Linked DNA regions of Homo sapiens: regions 2, 3 and 4 are each linked to region 1. A link is a contact called in ENCODE Hi-C or POLR2A ChIA-PET data. All regions are on one chromosome and are shown on one strand. The core of a region is the stretch at or near the end of the contact, and the rest is flanking DNA. Distances in the headings are between cores, read along the strand shown. Region 1 holds the start of MEIS2 (Meis homeobox 2). Region 2 has its middle 66 kb from the start of MIR3942. Region 3 overlaps DPH6-DT (DPH6 divergent transcript). Region 4 overlaps DPH6-DT (DPH6 divergent transcript).

Evidence for each region. Hi-C counts contacts between places; a loop is a spot of excess contacts on that map. ChIA-PET counts read pairs that join two places held with the same protein, here RNA polymerase II (POLR2A). Pooled maps may share reads with other maps.
Region 2: a map of endothelial cell of umbilical vein shows a loop between it and region 1 (5-fold over the local background). The contact joins the enhancer-like site here to the promoter of MEIS2 in region 1. A Hi-C loop is called at or near these places in 3 of 168 maps with a recorded cell type or tissue (ascending aorta, endothelial cell of umbilical vein and prostate gland), 3 of 37 single-sample maps with no recorded cell type and 5 of 50 pooled maps.
Region 3: a map of ascending aorta shows a loop between it and region 1 (10-fold over the local background). The contact joins the enhancer-like site here to the promoter of MEIS2 in region 1. A Hi-C loop is called at or near these places in 4 of 168 maps with a recorded cell type or tissue (ascending aorta, chondrocyte, endothelial cell of umbilical vein and 1 more) and 12 of 50 pooled maps.
Region 4: a map of ascending aorta shows a loop between it and region 1 (2.3-fold over the local background). The contact joins the enhancer-like site here to the promoter of MEIS2 in region 1. A Hi-C loop is called at or near these places in 6 of 168 maps with a recorded cell type or tissue (A673, IMR-90, Right ventricle myocardium inferior and 3 more), 22 of 37 single-sample maps with no recorded cell type and 16 of 50 pooled maps. POLR2A ChIA-PET finds 5 or more read pairs at or near these places in 1 of 52 experiments (Caco-2).

Annotation. Positions count from the first base shown.
Region 1 is chr15:37,098,477-37,102,228 of GRCh38, forward strand. MEIS2 (Meis homeobox 2) reads right to left here and starts at 2,073. Exons shown (of 12, transcript NM_170675.5): 1 at 979-2,073. The coding sequence starts at 990. LOC124903465 (a long non-coding RNA gene) reads left to right here and starts at 772. Exons shown (of 2, transcript XR_007064581.1): 1 at 772-953; 2 at 1,325-3,752. RefSeq lists silencers at 445-644, 795-854, 3,304-3,443 and enhancers at 1,914-2,073, 2,324-2,603.
Region 2 is chr15:35,304,782-35,308,533 of GRCh38, forward strand. It overlaps a transcript of DPH6 not described here. Among named protein-coding and RNA genes, the nearest start is that of MIR3942, 66 kb to the right of the region's middle. Within about 2 kb of position 1,675, at least 10 of the 41 ENCODE cell types and tissues checked have a DNase peak (open chromatin) inside an H3K27ac peak, as active enhancers do; they include ascending aorta and endothelial cell of umbilical vein, where a contact is called at or near this core.
Region 3 is chr15:35,689,288-35,693,039 of GRCh38, forward strand. The region is part of intron 1 of DPH6-DT (DPH6 divergent transcript); the gene reads left to right. Among named protein-coding and RNA genes, the nearest start is that of DPH6-DT, 140 kb to the left of the region's middle. Within about 2 kb of position 1,609, at least 8 of the 41 ENCODE cell types and tissues checked have a DNase peak (open chromatin) inside an H3K27ac peak, as active enhancers do; they include ascending aorta and endothelial cell of umbilical vein, where a contact is called at or near this core.
Region 4 is chr15:35,751,502-35,755,253 of GRCh38, forward strand. The region is part of intron 2 of DPH6-DT (DPH6 divergent transcript); the gene reads left to right. Among named protein-coding and RNA genes, the nearest start is that of MIR4510, 170 kb to the right of the region's middle. Within about 2 kb of position 2,089, at least 2 of the 41 ENCODE cell types and tissues checked have a DNase peak (open chromatin) inside an H3K27ac peak, as active enhancers do; they include ascending aorta, where a contact is called at or near this core.

The DNA.
Region 1 (3,752 bases), core at 823-3,322:
GAGCACACAGAAACCAAACCAGCCAAAACAACGGAGTTAAAAGTTGTGAGGAAAAAATGTTATTAAATTTAAAAATGAAAAAGCATGAACCAAGAGCAACGTTTAGAGAAGGAAGAGGAGGCGGCGAGGCCGGGGATTTGAGGGGGCGCCGGGAGGCCCCGCTCCCGCCGGAGGCAACAGAACCGTAGCGAGCCAACGGAGGGAGAAGTGGAGTTAGTGTGAGGAGGAAGCCCCGGATCCCACCCCTAACCCCCCTTCGCCTCCTCTGAGGATCCAATAAATCAAAAGGCGAAATGAAACAAAATAAAGAGAAGAAAAACGCTAATAATCAGCACGAGAACGCCGAGGACTAGGAAAGACTAGGGCCAGTGCCTCCCCGGGGGCAGGGAGCGGAGGGTGGGGGGGCGAATAACGTGAAAGTTACCAGAAACATTATTTAGCAGCGGATTCCCTGCGTCCTTGTCAATTTCAGAGACAAAACAAGCAGCCCAGGCTAGTAGTCTAGGCGGCGGCGCAGCGGCTGCGGCAGCGCGGCCCCAGCGGCGGCCCCGGCGGCGGCTCCTACGCAGCCCGTGCCCGCCCCGAGCCGCGCGAGCCACGGCGGCAGCGGCGCAGCAGCGGCAGCAGGAGAACCGGGGGAATCGCGCTGCTGGGGTAAAAGCTGGAGCGAGGCGAAAGCGTGTAACGATTGCACACGCACACACACACACCACTCACACGCACTCGCCGCCCGCCCGCTCGCACAGCGCTGGAACACGCGCGCCCAGACACGCACACACGCACGCACACACACTCGCACACACGCAGAGGCACGGGAGGGAAAGAAGCCGATGAATAATTTTGCTATTTTTTAAAATACTGGCCGCCATCATCAAGCAGCGAGCAGCAGCAGAAGCGTTGAAGGGAGAGGAGGCATCGGGACAGGCCCCTCTTAGGAGAGGATTTATATCTAGGTAAGTGTTGGAGATTTAAACCTACCCTTTGCGCCATCAGTCTGCGCTCCAATAAACTCCTGGATGTGTCGTATATTTAATATCCCAGTCCGGATAAGAAAGTGATCTAGGCTGAAGATTCCTTTTTTTTTTTTCCAAACCAAAGAGACTTCTCCCAATTCTCCAATATGCTATTTTTTAGGGGGGAAAAAAAGCCCAGTCTAGACAACGAAGAATTTTTTTTTCTGTGATATTTCTTCTTTTTCTCTTTTTTCCTCTTCTTCCTCCTCCTCCTGATCTTCCTCCTCCTCCTCCACCTCCTCCTCCTCCCCCCTCCCCTCCTCCTCCTCTTCGGTCCTCCTTTCCCCCTCTTTCTCTTCTCTTCCCCTCAGTTGGAAAAAAAAAGAAAGAAAAGAAAAAGAAGAAAAAGAAGAAAAAAATTGTCAAGCCCCCGAACTGAAGGTTACGAGCGGCCCGTCAGCAGCCCACATGTAACCGAACTGTCGTGTTTCATGGCTTTTTGCCACTCCAGCTGTCAATCAAAGCCCGGAATGTCAAGGTAGTGAATGAATGATGGTTGATGATGATGAAGAGGAGGAATCTTTCAGACCCGTTTTTTTCTTCCAGTAAAACTCCGCGAGGGGTTTCTGCTTCTTGAATTTTTTCCTCCCCCCTCCCCCCTTTTTTAGCTTTGCCCCCGCGGTATCTATAATACGATCCTCTCTCTTTAAAGTATTGTTCAAAGAAAGCAGTGAGAAAAATCAAGAAAAAAAAATGAATAGTTTGCAAAAATTGGACTTCCTCCCCCCCTTTCCTGGTAGGTATTTTGTCTCTCCCTCTCTCTCTTTCTCGCTCGCTCGCTCGCTCTCACTCGCGCTCGCTCTCTCGCGCTCGCTCTCTCTCGCTCTCTTTCTCTCTCTGGGAGATGAGTGAGTGTCAGTAGGTGTTGGCAGGTTGGCTGCTGCCTGGCTTATTGAAGAGCCTCAGTTTGGCGGCGCGGGTCGGCGGCGGGAGAACGAAATGACGGAACCCGGAAGTCGTGGTGGCCATAGCCCGTCGTACGGCGGAGACACATCCCGGGAGTGGGGAGCGGGAGCGAGGAGGAGCGCGCCGCGCCGAGCCTCTGATATGCAACGAGTGCGATCGGACAGCCCCGGCTGGGGGGGTGGGGGAGGCGGGGGGGCGGGAGGGGGAGGGGAGGCTCGAGCCGGGCGGACCCGAGCAAATCAGCAAGCCTGCTCCTCCACGGGGATGGGGGACGGCGGGGGGGAGGAAAAGGAGAGTGTGTCTGTGTGTGTGAGTGTGTGTGTATGTGTGTGCGTGCGCGCGTGTGTGTTGCGCGCGCGCGCGCGCGAACAGGGAGAGAGGGAGAGGGGGAGAGAGAAGAGGACAGGGAGAGCGCAGAGAGGAAAACTGCAGAAAACCACAGGGAAAGTACGGTACCGCCTCAGATCTTTTCATTTAAAAAAAAAAAAAAACTTACTTCTAGTTCATTTTCCCATCACTCCCGGCTCCTGCCTAACTGGGTCTTGCCGGGGACGTTTGGCATGGCGCTCTAGCTTTTGTTCCTTTTAATTCCGCGGCCTCCCTCTCCTCTGCCCGCCGATTACAGCACCCCGAAGGCTTCCTGCTAACGTCCAAGGGCAGCAAGCTCTGCAGACGGTACCACTGCCGGGCTAAATTTTTTATTAAGTGGCACTTTCTTTTCTGCGCAGATCCAGCAACCTTGTCAATACTCATTTTTTTCCAGGACCAGAAGAGACCAGCTTAACTCAGAGCACACTCCCTCCAAGCGGTGCGGACAAGGGGCCACCCCGAGAGTCTTTGGGGGCCGCGGCGGAATCGGGAGGGAGGAAGTGAGGAGGCAGTCATCTGGGTCCGATGTAGCCAAAGGCGTGTGTGTGTGTGTGTGTGTGTGTGTGTGTGTGTGTGTGTGCGCGCGCGCGCCCGCGCGCCCGTGCGCGCGCGCGACTAGTGTGCGTCTCCAAAGTGGATCTCACTCAGAGCTGGGAAGCACAGGAGGAAAAGACGGAGAGAGTGGGGGAGAAAGAAGTTGCCGGGCGAGGAGGAGTGGCCGGCGCTCACAGCCCAGCTTTGTTGTGGTCGCCCGAGGCGCAGCGGCGGGCCGCGGTAACGCCTGCTAATGGCTGTGTTAATTACACAGGGGCGATTTCGCGGGGTCAGGGAGATGGGGCCAGCTCCGAAAGAACTTTTCCAAAAAGGAAAAGGAAACGAAGGGAACTACCCCACACCGTTTGGGTGGAAACTAGTTGTGGCCGGTGCCCTGTCCTCCCTGGCCCGAGCTGCACCAGGCTTCACCTCTGCGCGGCTGGTTTCCCGGCGGCCGCGCGTCAATCACTACGAGCCCGGAGTTGGGGGCGGAGCCACGGTCACCCCGCGCAAGCCTTGCCGCCCAGCAGCCCCCATGCCCCTCGGCCCCTTGTGGCGCGGCCGGGCGGACAGGCGCTGGAAGCGCGTCCTCTCCCCAACTTCTCGCTCTCGCCCTCCCAGTCCCTGGCCCAGAGAGTGGAAAGCGGACTGTTGTTCTCCAACAGCCGCATCCCTCCCCAACTTTGAACCCATTCTGAGAAGTGGAGAGTAGTGTCTTCCGCGAGCCGCGTCTAACCGACTTTCCCGCGGAGGGAGGGTGGGATGGGGGAGGTTGATTAGAGAGAATAAAGTACTCTGTGTGTGTGTTGTGTGTGAGAGAGAGAGAGAGAGAGCGAGAGAGAGCGGGGAGGAGGGCGGGTGGGAGGGCTCTTTTTTTTGGCCCCCGTTCCATGTTCCCTGCTTCACTGTAAGCTTTCGAGCAACAGAAAC
Region 2 (3,752 bases), core at 425-2,924, 1.8 Mb before region 1:
TATTTGGATGGTAAAAAAAAAAAAACAAAACTCAGCAAGCTGCAGCTAAATTACATAGTCTCACCCTCACATTCTCTGAATACAAATAACAAACGAACGTGATATACTTACAGAGTTTGATAATCAAACTTGTAATTCTGCTTATTTTATGCTGTTCTGCCCTAGAATTGAAAATATAGACAACTAGTCACAGAGGGACACTTTTAATATTATTGTTTTCACATCTTCACATGACAGCAAGGGAGATCTCCTTGTATGGTATGGTGAATACAACATGGAATTTTTACATGACCAACTCATATACTCATTAAAGGTACTGAGATATCCATAAAGGTTTGAAGTGTTTGATAATGTCTGTTGAGTAAGTAAACTTGTTGTCTCAAGTCAGGTAGTACGCTGTTGGTTCTACTATAGATGATGCTTCATTTTAAATATCTTTAAAGGGCACACAGTAACTCTTTTCTAGGGTGTGTTTTGCCTCCAAATAATTATTAATAACACCCCTTACACTCACAAAGTGTTCAACATCATTAAATAGAAAACAATGACTAAGGTCTTAAAGAATGTTGAGCTATTTTTCATGACTTTAACCACATACTCACACTGTGAAACAACAAAATTAACATTTTCCAAATCTCGTATGTTTTTAGTTCCTGATTATTCCTGTGATTCAAACCACTTTAGTTTTCAGTTTTAGATTATTCTGTTTTACATTCAATTACCAATTTAGGAAGTTCATAATTGACTTGAGATCTACCATCTCTTGACTTGCCATAAAACCACCTGTATTAAGTATGAGGAAGTTTGAGATAATTACACAGGAAATTATGAAGTATTGGTTATTGTGCTTAGACCATTTAAAAAGCACGAAAGATCTTTAAGATCTCACATAGACAGAATTCTATACATATCTCTAATAAAGATCAGTTACAATTTAGTATTCAACTTTTGTAAGAAATTTTGTTTTTTTATAGCCATCAACCAGAAGACACAAAATATAATTACATTAAAGTAGTAAAAAATTAGCATGACATAAATACTCAGACCTCAAGGGTCAAAAAGCTAAATCGAGTCTTATAATTTTGTAGTGGTTATTCTGTTATTCTTGTTTTGGGTAATTGTATTGCTGGAACACTAAGGTTTTAACATCTGTGCACTTTGGATCACCTTAAGCCAGCTGGTTCCTTTCAAAACTGCTCATCTTTTGTTCTTCCTATGTTCTGACCTGGGCCCCTAGCCTTAAGACAGCAGTGTGCTTTCTGCAGCCAGGATATCCTCTTCAAGACTGTCAGACAATCTCAAATGATTGATGTGCTAGTCTGGTGCTCTGGTATTTTTCCCTTTAGTAAGACTCCAGTAAATCTACAGCTCATTCTATAAGAATGCTAATTAGATCACTTTTACTAACTTCATGCATGTTTTTCTTGTTCTCCTGTATCTTTGGAAGTGAGCTTAAAGTTTATAATACAGTGTGTTTCTAAACTGTTTTTTATAATATTACATAGAAATAAAATACATTTCCCACCAAGGGAAATAATTCAAGTGATGCACTCAATTGGCTCTTTTCTTTCTAGAACTGCACCATGCATCCTCACTATGCTTACTCTTATTGGGAGCCTGCTCTACCCTCTCTGAGGTCATGCCCCTTATTGAGTCATGGTGTTCTATCATTCAAAGCCAAAGCAGGGCAGAGTCAGGCTCTGTTAGGCTATCAGGCTTGTGTCTTTGCTGCAGAGCTGTTTTCACATAAAGACAGACCTCTATCAACCTCAGGGCATTAATTCTAAACCTATTGCCTTAACACAAATTGTACCACGTCTCTCAACCTGTTGATTTTGGCTTTGAATTTCATGATTGATTGCCCTTTTGGGGCCTTACATAACCTCCCATTCTGAGGCTAAGAATTGACTTTCTGGCTTCAAACTTTTGCTTTCATTCTTGACCATATTTGGACTTTATCTCCAAATAGGTTACCTCCCTCAGTAAAGTTCAGGTCACTATGGTTTCCAGAACCTGTAATTACCTCAGCAGAGCTCTCTGCAGAGAACACACCCAACATGTTCAGTCTGATTCCAGAAGTCAGGCTCAGACTGAGAAAAGTCAGGAAGCAAAAAGACTGGGTGGATGTTGTCACGTGGCCCTTAAGAACAAAGGCAGTTTCAGAGCGAGGTGGCCGAGAGGAAAGAGAGCATTTCAGGGATAAAGAAAAGTAGATAGGAAAGTCTGGGCAACTTTAGGGCTTTTATAGTATGACTGTGCACAGTACAATCACAAAAATATGTTTAGTTCAAGTCATTTAAAAAGCTGTAATCTAGTATATTTACATTAAATTGTTTCCTTATTAGTGGCAAGAGAAAAACTGATAACCACACAGTAGAGAAACTGGGCACTACTCTGACTAGGTCATCAAAATTAACATCCCCGTTGAGGGCAGATGGATATAGTGTGCCTCCTGATGTGACACCCTGAGAAGAGCACATCATCTCTCACTCTGTATTGGGCACAGAACATGTCACCTCAATCTACCCACAAAGAAACATCATGTAAAACCAAAACAAAGAATTCTCTATTATTAAAGATGGAATTACAGTTTTCAAAAATTTGAATGCTATAAAAGCAAAACAAAGCTTTATAGAAATGCTCCAGATTAAAGGTGACTGAAGAGACTAAATGTAATACCTGATCCTAGGTTGAGTCCTAAAAACAGTCCCGACCCTGTTTTTCCTGAGGAAAAACAACAGTATAAAGGATATCGTTGGGTTAACTAACAAAATTGAAATACAGATGAAGGATTAGAAAAATGCATCAATTTTAACTTTACTTGTATATAAAACAATATTTTTATTTTTAGGAAATTTTTATTTTTAGGTATTGTAGTATATAGGAGTAAAGGACCATGCTACTACTTTTCAAAAGGTTCAGAAAAAATGTGTTGTGCATGTGTATACACATATACATATATGCATATCTTATGTGTGTGTATATATATGCATATATACAAACACACACACACATATATTCAGAGAGATAAAAGAGAATGAGTGAGCACAGTTATCTGGTAATGCAGATGGAGCAAATGTCAGCAACAGGTGAATGATGGTACAAAATATATAGATATGTGAACATTCTAGTATCATTCTTATTCATGCTACTTTTCCGCATGTCTGAAATAACTGCACAATTAACCTCTGAGGAAATAAAAACTTCTGGTCAGCCATGGTGGCTCACACCTGTAATCCCAGCAATTTGGGAGGCTGAGGTGGGAGGATTGCTTGAGGCCAGGAGTTCAAAACCAGACTGGGCAACATGGTGAAACCTCTCTACAAAAAATATAAAAATTAGCTGGATGTGGTGGCGTGCGCCTGTAGTCCCTGCTACTCAGGAAGGTGAGGTGGGAGAATCACCTGAGCCCAGGAGGTTGAGGCTGCAGTCAGCTATGATCCTGTCACTGCATAAATAAATAAATAAATAAATAAAACCTCTAGAATGTCAAAAGCTTCTATGATTTACCACAAAAAAGTATGTGAGGTGATGGATATGTTAATTGGCTTGATTTAATCATTCCACAATGTAAATGTATAGCAAAATATCACATTGTATCTCATAAATGTATACAATTTTTATTTCCAACCAAAAATAAAATAAAGTAACCCTCCCAAAACAAGCAAAACAAAACAATTGTCAGGTATGGTGAGGGGTGGGGAAGACCTGAGGAAGGCAGGGGAATTTTTACAGTAACAGAAATCTCTTAA
Region 3 (3,752 bases), core at 359-2,858, 1.4 Mb before region 1:
TGAGACAAAGTCTGGCTGTATCGCCCAGACAGCATGGAGTTCAGTGGTGCGATCTTGGATCACTGGAACCTCTGCCTCCCAGGCTCAGGCAACTCAAGCAATTCTCCCACCTCAGCCTCGTGAGTAGTTGGGACCACAGCAACACACCACCACGCCTGGCTAATTGTTGAATATCTATCTATCTATCTATCTATCTATCTATCTATCTATCTATCTATCTATCTATCTATCGAGACAGGGTTTTGCCATGTTGCCCAGGCTGGTCTCAAACTTGTGAGCTCAAGCAATCTGCCTACCTCCGCCTCCCAGATTTCTGGGATTATAGGTGTGAGCCACTGTGCCTAGCCCTTGTTCTTTCTTAGTGTGGAGTTTTAGGAGTTCATTAAAATTCCTGATGCAAGTCTTTTATCATATATTTTTACCATACACAAAAATAATATAAGAGAATGTTCTGTGGAGGTAGAGAAACTATGGAAGTATATTAACATGAGTAACATAAAAGTTAAATTCACATTTTATATGAAGTTGCTGAAAGAAAAAGAAGATTAAGGAGCTGCTAGAACTCTGCCTAATACACCTGACAAACCTCTGTCCTAAAATTATAGGTGTTTGCCATTATTATAAAATCAGAAAATAACTCAAAAGTCCTGTTGCTGAAGCCTGAGTTTCCATCAGTTGATATTTATTTCTTTGCCTTAATAGTATTTATTGAAAGGCATGTACTAGCAAAAGGATGATATATTAACTTACCAACACCTCAATGAACATAATTGTTTGTGATCTTTTGAAATATGATAGAGAACTGAGAGGAACTTCTCAGGGAAATGATCCACTTAATAGATGGTTAAGTAGAGGGAAAATAGAGAGGTCCATTTATCATGTGAAAAAATTTTAGAAAAGATTATCTTTGGATGGGAGTGTTGGACTCTTCATAGTGGGAGTGTTGAAAGCAGCAAAAAATCTAGTTTTCTTCAGGACAGTGAAAGATAGGTCTGAAATGGGAGGAGGTAGGGCAATAATTGCTCATAATTCTACTTGATACAATCATGATTTAACTCTTCAGGTGGAAAAATAAATAAGATAAAACAAATGTTTGGCTCTGAGGTAGGTCAGAAATAGCAAAAACTCTGACTGATAAAATGTTTATGACTCAGGAAAAAAAAAATACAAGGAAGAACGCAGATGGAGAAATGGAAGCCAAAAATGGTATGTAGAGGGTCGGGGGAAGGGATGGCCAGAAAGAGAGGAGGGAAGAAAAAAGCAACACAGATGATTAAAACAATCTTTTAAAGGTTTGCTCCCTCTTTTTGAAAAATTTAAAAATATTTTCAGCAAACAATATTGCATCTCTCCTGGTTCTGTTTTGTTCAGCCTTCCTTTCTGCACTGTTGTCTGCTCTTTGTTTTGTATCCTAGTTTTGCAGGGGGAATTCTGCCTAACCAGACACCAGGGGAACTGCCAGCAATGTCAATCAGCTGTCATAACTAGGGCCAGGGACCAAAAAAGAACAGCATAAGCCAAAGAGGAAGAAAAAAATAAAAAAGAGCCAGAGAGAGTGTGTGGGAGTATGTTGGTTGGTGGAGGAGTACAGGAGGAGCTTGCTGGGCTGGGAAAACACATTTTCCCCATTTCTCCTGAGTCACTTCGGCTATACTTTTTTCAACTCTGTGGGAAATCAAGAGTAAAAGCTTGGCTTATCAGTGATTTCACTGAGCCAGGATTCAGAATGCTGAAGGGACATCCTGTACCAAGCTCTGAAACACTGACCTCAATAGAATCCCCACCCCACAGAAAAATATTTGCCTCTTTGTGTGGTAGCCCTGTAAGATATGTAGACTAGCACAGGGAGTAGGAAATATTTAGAATCAAATACTGACTTTAAATAAAAGAATGGAAAAAGTAGTGGACCTATTTCTTGCCTGAAATGCGGTATGCCAAAGACTTTACCAAGTCCAGTCATTCATTTGTGTTTGGATTAGTCTTGGAAAGGATCATTAGACCTGCATTTCTGCCAAACACAGTTAGGATTTGCTCATGCCAATGCCCAAATACAGACCTTGAGTTCAGTGTTGTGTCTACCGGGTGCCTTGTCTAATCCAGAATGGGCTTGCTTGTCGTGCTATTTCCAGACATAACATACACCACTGGGACAACTGTAATTAACATGTAGAATACTGAATAACCTTCAGCTAGAGCTATTTTGCCTCAACTGTTTGAGGTCACTAGAATAAGACATCTAGTTTCATAACCCTAGCAGAGGTCTGATGCCCTCTGTGACATAACTTTTTAAAAACCAAATGAGTTATATGTTCAAGAGCACCAGATTGCGTAAGTAGAAAGTGTTCAGGTTTGTTCTGTTTATGTATAATTGTTCCAGATACTGGCTCCAATTTGATTCATCCATTATGATTTTGTGATGTGATATTAACCTAGATTTCAGAATGCCAATGTTTGATGAAGAATAAAAACTATTATACATGAATTCATAATTATATCATTTTAATAGCTGATATACTAAAGATGATTCAATTCAGCTAAATAAGAAATTGGACTACATGATCCTTTTATTACTGCTCATAGACATTGGAACTACAATACATATTCTTTGGGTAATCAATGCATTAGAATCAATTATACATTAACACTTATGAGGTAAGAGGGTCTTGAGGCCCTTACAAACATGAATGCTATTTCTGATGCCCAATTTGTCTTTAAAGACTTTGACTTAAGTGAAATATAGATAATAAATTCAATAGCCATATGCCTATCTGTACATCATTATTGAAGAACACTCATTTCAACAGAGGTTGGCAGTTACACTCCTTAATGTGTCTCCAGAGCCACATCCTTCACATACTTTATCTGAAATATTTTTATCTATTTCTGGACAAAACCGCTTTTGATCCAAATAAAATCTTTTTTTAATTTGTGGCCTCTCATGGGAAAATTCATGTCTATTTGTGATTATTAGGTTTAGGGCAAGGTTTTTTTTTTAAAACAGCTGCTTTCAGAGAATTCAAAATCAAGCTAGAACAGATCACAAGGCAAGATGTTTCTCTTAATATACAGTTCATTTTGAACAAAGTTGCAGTCAATATATGCACCATAACAGGAAATTGTGTGCATGCAATAATATTTTTACAGTGAGTAACATCTTGTCATTTGTCAACACATTTGTCTTTTATATCCCCCTGCAGCTAAATTTGGTGGAAAAAGCCTATATAAAAAGACATCTATGTATTCCTGTATTTCTAGTGCTCATCTCTGAAAGGCCAAAGCACTTGACAAGCTGGCTATTTTAACACAAAATGATACAAAGGGATAAGGAGCACATACAAAGGGAGAATATCAGCTTTTTTGTTACACTCCAGGCTTCTCTGAAACTGTAAATTTGTCAGCAGACCAGGTCAAGGGTCAATATGAAAAAGCGTAGCCTGCAGAGTTACAGTGATGTCCAAGATTCATCACTTTACTCCAACTTTTGAATTGTATGTCTTAAGGTGAATATATTTTTTAATAAATCATATTCACTTTCTTTGCAAGAATTCAATGCATGTTTGATATTCAGAACCCAATTCTGTTACTTGGTGTGCTGAATTCACAAAGTAGACACACAAAAAAGGGTAGGGAGTGGTGGTCAGGAAAAATTATCATAGAAAATATATGGAAGCAGGAAAGTAGAGAAATTCCTTATTGATTGAGTGATAGATCCTTACTCTGTAGTAAGGTCACACAGAAGTAACAGATAAAAT
Region 4 (3,752 bases), core at 839-3,338, 1.3 Mb before region 1:
ACCTTAAAAATTGCTTAGCTTTAATTGAGCAAAGGGATTCACATGTGATCTGAACTTGTGGTTCATAATTCCTCTAGACAGCTTCGGTTGCCGTGTGATGATCCTAATTAAATTATGTAACGGCACTGAACTAGCTAAGCTAAAGGGCCTGTTCTTTCACATCACCTGGTGACTTAACTCTTTACAGGACTCTGGGTTTGGGGCTTTGGTCTTCTACCACAATCTTGTGTGTTTTTTCATTGTTAAGGGAAGGAAAACACAGTATTGATGGAATCCGCTTTAGAAGTTTCGGCCTGTAGGTGGCAGCATTGTAAGGTTTTGGAAGTCGTGAGCTCCCAGGTCTCTGCTTGCCTTTCCCCCAAGCCTCATCCACCCGTGCCACATCAGGGGAGCTAACATCACTATACGCTCATGTCAGGTAAAACTAAAATGGAGAGAAATGTCGTAGTCAAAAAATTAGGCTTTGTTCACTCCCGTTTGTGTTTCATTATATTTCTGATGACACGGTACATTTCTAATTCTGACCTGAGATTCAGCTAAAGGATTTTTCTCAGTAGTCAGGCGTCAACCCATGGCAAACCATACTTTTTCAAGATAGGCGTTTTACCAAGTAAAGAAAGGAAATTATTCTGGGGGAATAATTATTTAACTTAGCCATGCCTATTTTAATCACTTGGGAACAAGTTAGACGGCTTCGTGGGGCCATATAGAAATCACCTAACGAGGTCACCTCACAGTAATCTCAGTGTCCCTATAAAGGTTGGCTTCCCTCTCTTCCTCCCTCCTTTTCTCCCTCCCTCGCTCCCTCTTTTTCTTCCTTTCTGCTTTCCTTTCTCCCTCTCCTTCTCCCTCCCTCCCTTCCTCCCTTCCTTCCTTCTTTCCTTCCTTCCCTCCCTCCCTCCCTCCCTCTTTTCCTTTCCTTTTCTCCATGTGCGGTCACCTTTCACTCAAGACCTGAGATTACCTTTCTGATTTGGCAAGGGTGGAAAAGAAACGAAGGTTTACCAAGTAGAAAAGAAATAAAAACTTCACCAAATTTGATACATTTAATTTACAATTCATGATTCATGTAGCTTTTAATGATGTATTGTTTTATGCAATATGAATTTCTCAGATTATATCACTATAATACATAATAAATGCATATATGTGGATGCTAGCATGGATTTTATTGACTGTGATGTTTTCCTTAGACCCACAGAGATCTTGCAGTCTTACCTCGCACACTTCTCTCTGAAAGTTGTGCTTCAAAAACTTCCCTAGGTGATAATGGCAACAGTGTAGTGTAAGGACACTGGTTTCAGGCCTTGTATGAAGTCTTTGGTTAACTGAATCCTTGGGGAAAATCATTTCTGAGGTCAAGATTGACAAAATTGTTTAAGTATTATTGAAAATATAAAACAAAATTGTTTCCTCAATAAATATAATTAGCTGCATATACTGCAGTTTCAAGAGCAAGCACTGATGTTAGGACCAGCTCTTTAAATAAAATAGGACCTCTGTGGTCTCTGGAGGGAACATGCATAAAGCAAAGTAAATGATTTTCTGTCAACACTAAGTAGACAGGTGCTTACATTGAACAGCATTCTAATATGTCTCTGAATATTTATGTCTTCTTTTTCAAATGCATTGCCCATGAATGTCACAGCTGTCAAAAATCTGTACACAAGAAGATAAAAAATGAAATTAATAAAAGGCAGATCAACATTTCGTTTGTTTGGAACACTTTTCCCCCTTGCTGCTTTCTTTTTTCTTTCTTCTTTTTCTTCTTCTTCTTCTTTTTTTTTTTTTTAATTTTTAACTCAGCTGTGTTTTAGGATTTTGGTACATCTGCATGTTCTAAAAGGCCAACGGAAATGTAAGTTGACTAGTTGTATTTGGGCTGGCACCAGGGCCTGTCTCAGTATTTAAACACCAAAATAATCAATGGAATTAATGGCCAAGAGGAACAGGGTCTGAGGATTTTTCTAGCCATTTCCGCTGTCCATGCGCTTGGCTTGCTTGGGTGCCACAAACGAGATTCTGACAGGTTGTCACTGCCCTGACCTGAAACTCAAGTTTGTGAGGTGAGAGGCTCTTAAATCTTTTGGCTTCTGTAGCCCAGAGTTTTAGCTGTGCAGAGTTAGTGCCAAAACAAGCCATCATGTGCCCTCAGAGTTATAAAGGAATTTGGTTTTCAGAGCAGAGATGACTAAATAGAATTGGTGGTAGATCAAAGCAATGAATAAAAAGGTCTATTTAGTCATCAGATCCCTGCCTCTCTGCTTCTCATGGTACTGAGAGAGCCAGTGTGTATAAAGAGCATGTGTTAAGATGAACTCAGCAGTCACTTGACAAGCATTTATTCATTAAGAAGCCGCACATTTTGAGGTACCTGGTTGTTCTTATTAGTAAGTAACCCCCAGCAAAAATATCCCCCCAGATGTTTTCATATTTACTTTGCAATGTCCGAATGAATCATTTGGCAACAAAGGAAAATACAGTTTAAAGATTGAATCAGGAATTTAAGCTCAGGAACTCTTTGTACTTTGTTTTGCCCTTGATGAGAATTTTTCTAAATTAAAAACTCTCCAAATTGTCAAATCGGTGTTGCAAAAACCTCAGTTTAGTAAGATTTAGCATTTGGTTTCCAAATTTTGGTCATGTAATTGGTGTTTTATTGATAACCGCAGATATGAACCAGATGTAATCAATATTGGTTTAGCTCAGATTTGATTTGGAGAACATACTGGTTGCTTTGATTTTTTGTTGTAATTATAGAAGTTAAAGAAAAACCCCACATAGATTCAGTTCTGATTTGAAGAGGGTCACTGGACATTTTTTTTTTCTTTTAAGAAAATTTTAGTTCGTTGGCAGTCTGATTAAACAAATATTTGAGTATATTTATATTGGGAGTTGTACAAAAGTAGTTTGTAATATGGCTCAGTTCAAGTTCCTTTGATTTGTACTGTGCGATTGATATGGATCACTTCAACAAAATATCAACCTCTTTCAAATCAGTAATTTAACCTCTTGTCGGTAAAATTAGGGGTGATCAAATTGGCAGGGACCGTGAGGATTTTTTAGAGGTAGATGCTGATGCTCTTGTGGCTGGAACCTAGAATTTCTCTCCATCTCTGCCCATTGGAATCCTACTCCTTCTTCAAGATCCAACACAAACGCTACACTTCCCATCAAGCCCTCTCTGATTCTCCCTAGACAAAAGTATTTTTTTCTCTTCTTTTTTTACATGACACTTTGTAAGTACTTTAATGAAAGTGATTATCATATTCTGCTTCAAGTTATAAATAGTGGTTGATGTGTTTACTTCTTTCAATATATCATAAACCGAGAGCAGAGGCTTTGTCTGTTTTAAAATTTGTATTACTGCAGTTCTAGTACTCTTGTTTGCAGATTACTTATAAGTGTTGTGGCTTTCAATACTGGTTGAATCTTTGTTGCTGTTGCTTATTTTTTGTTTTGTTTGTCAGTTTGTTTTGGTTGGAATGGCTCATTTGGCAGGAAAAACATTGCAGCTATAAAATATAATCCAAATGCTTATTATTGAAAACCTTCTAGGGCATTTCATAACGTATACATAGAGTATCTAAAAAATATGCAACCATTACTAGCAGTTCACTGAAGTTCACATTTCAAATAGGTTGCATCTGTTTCTAATCAGGTAACTGAATGATTAGCAGGAGAAAACATATGATTAGAAAGCATACAACCCTTGCTGATACGTATTATTTTAAAGCTCTCCAAACTAAGGT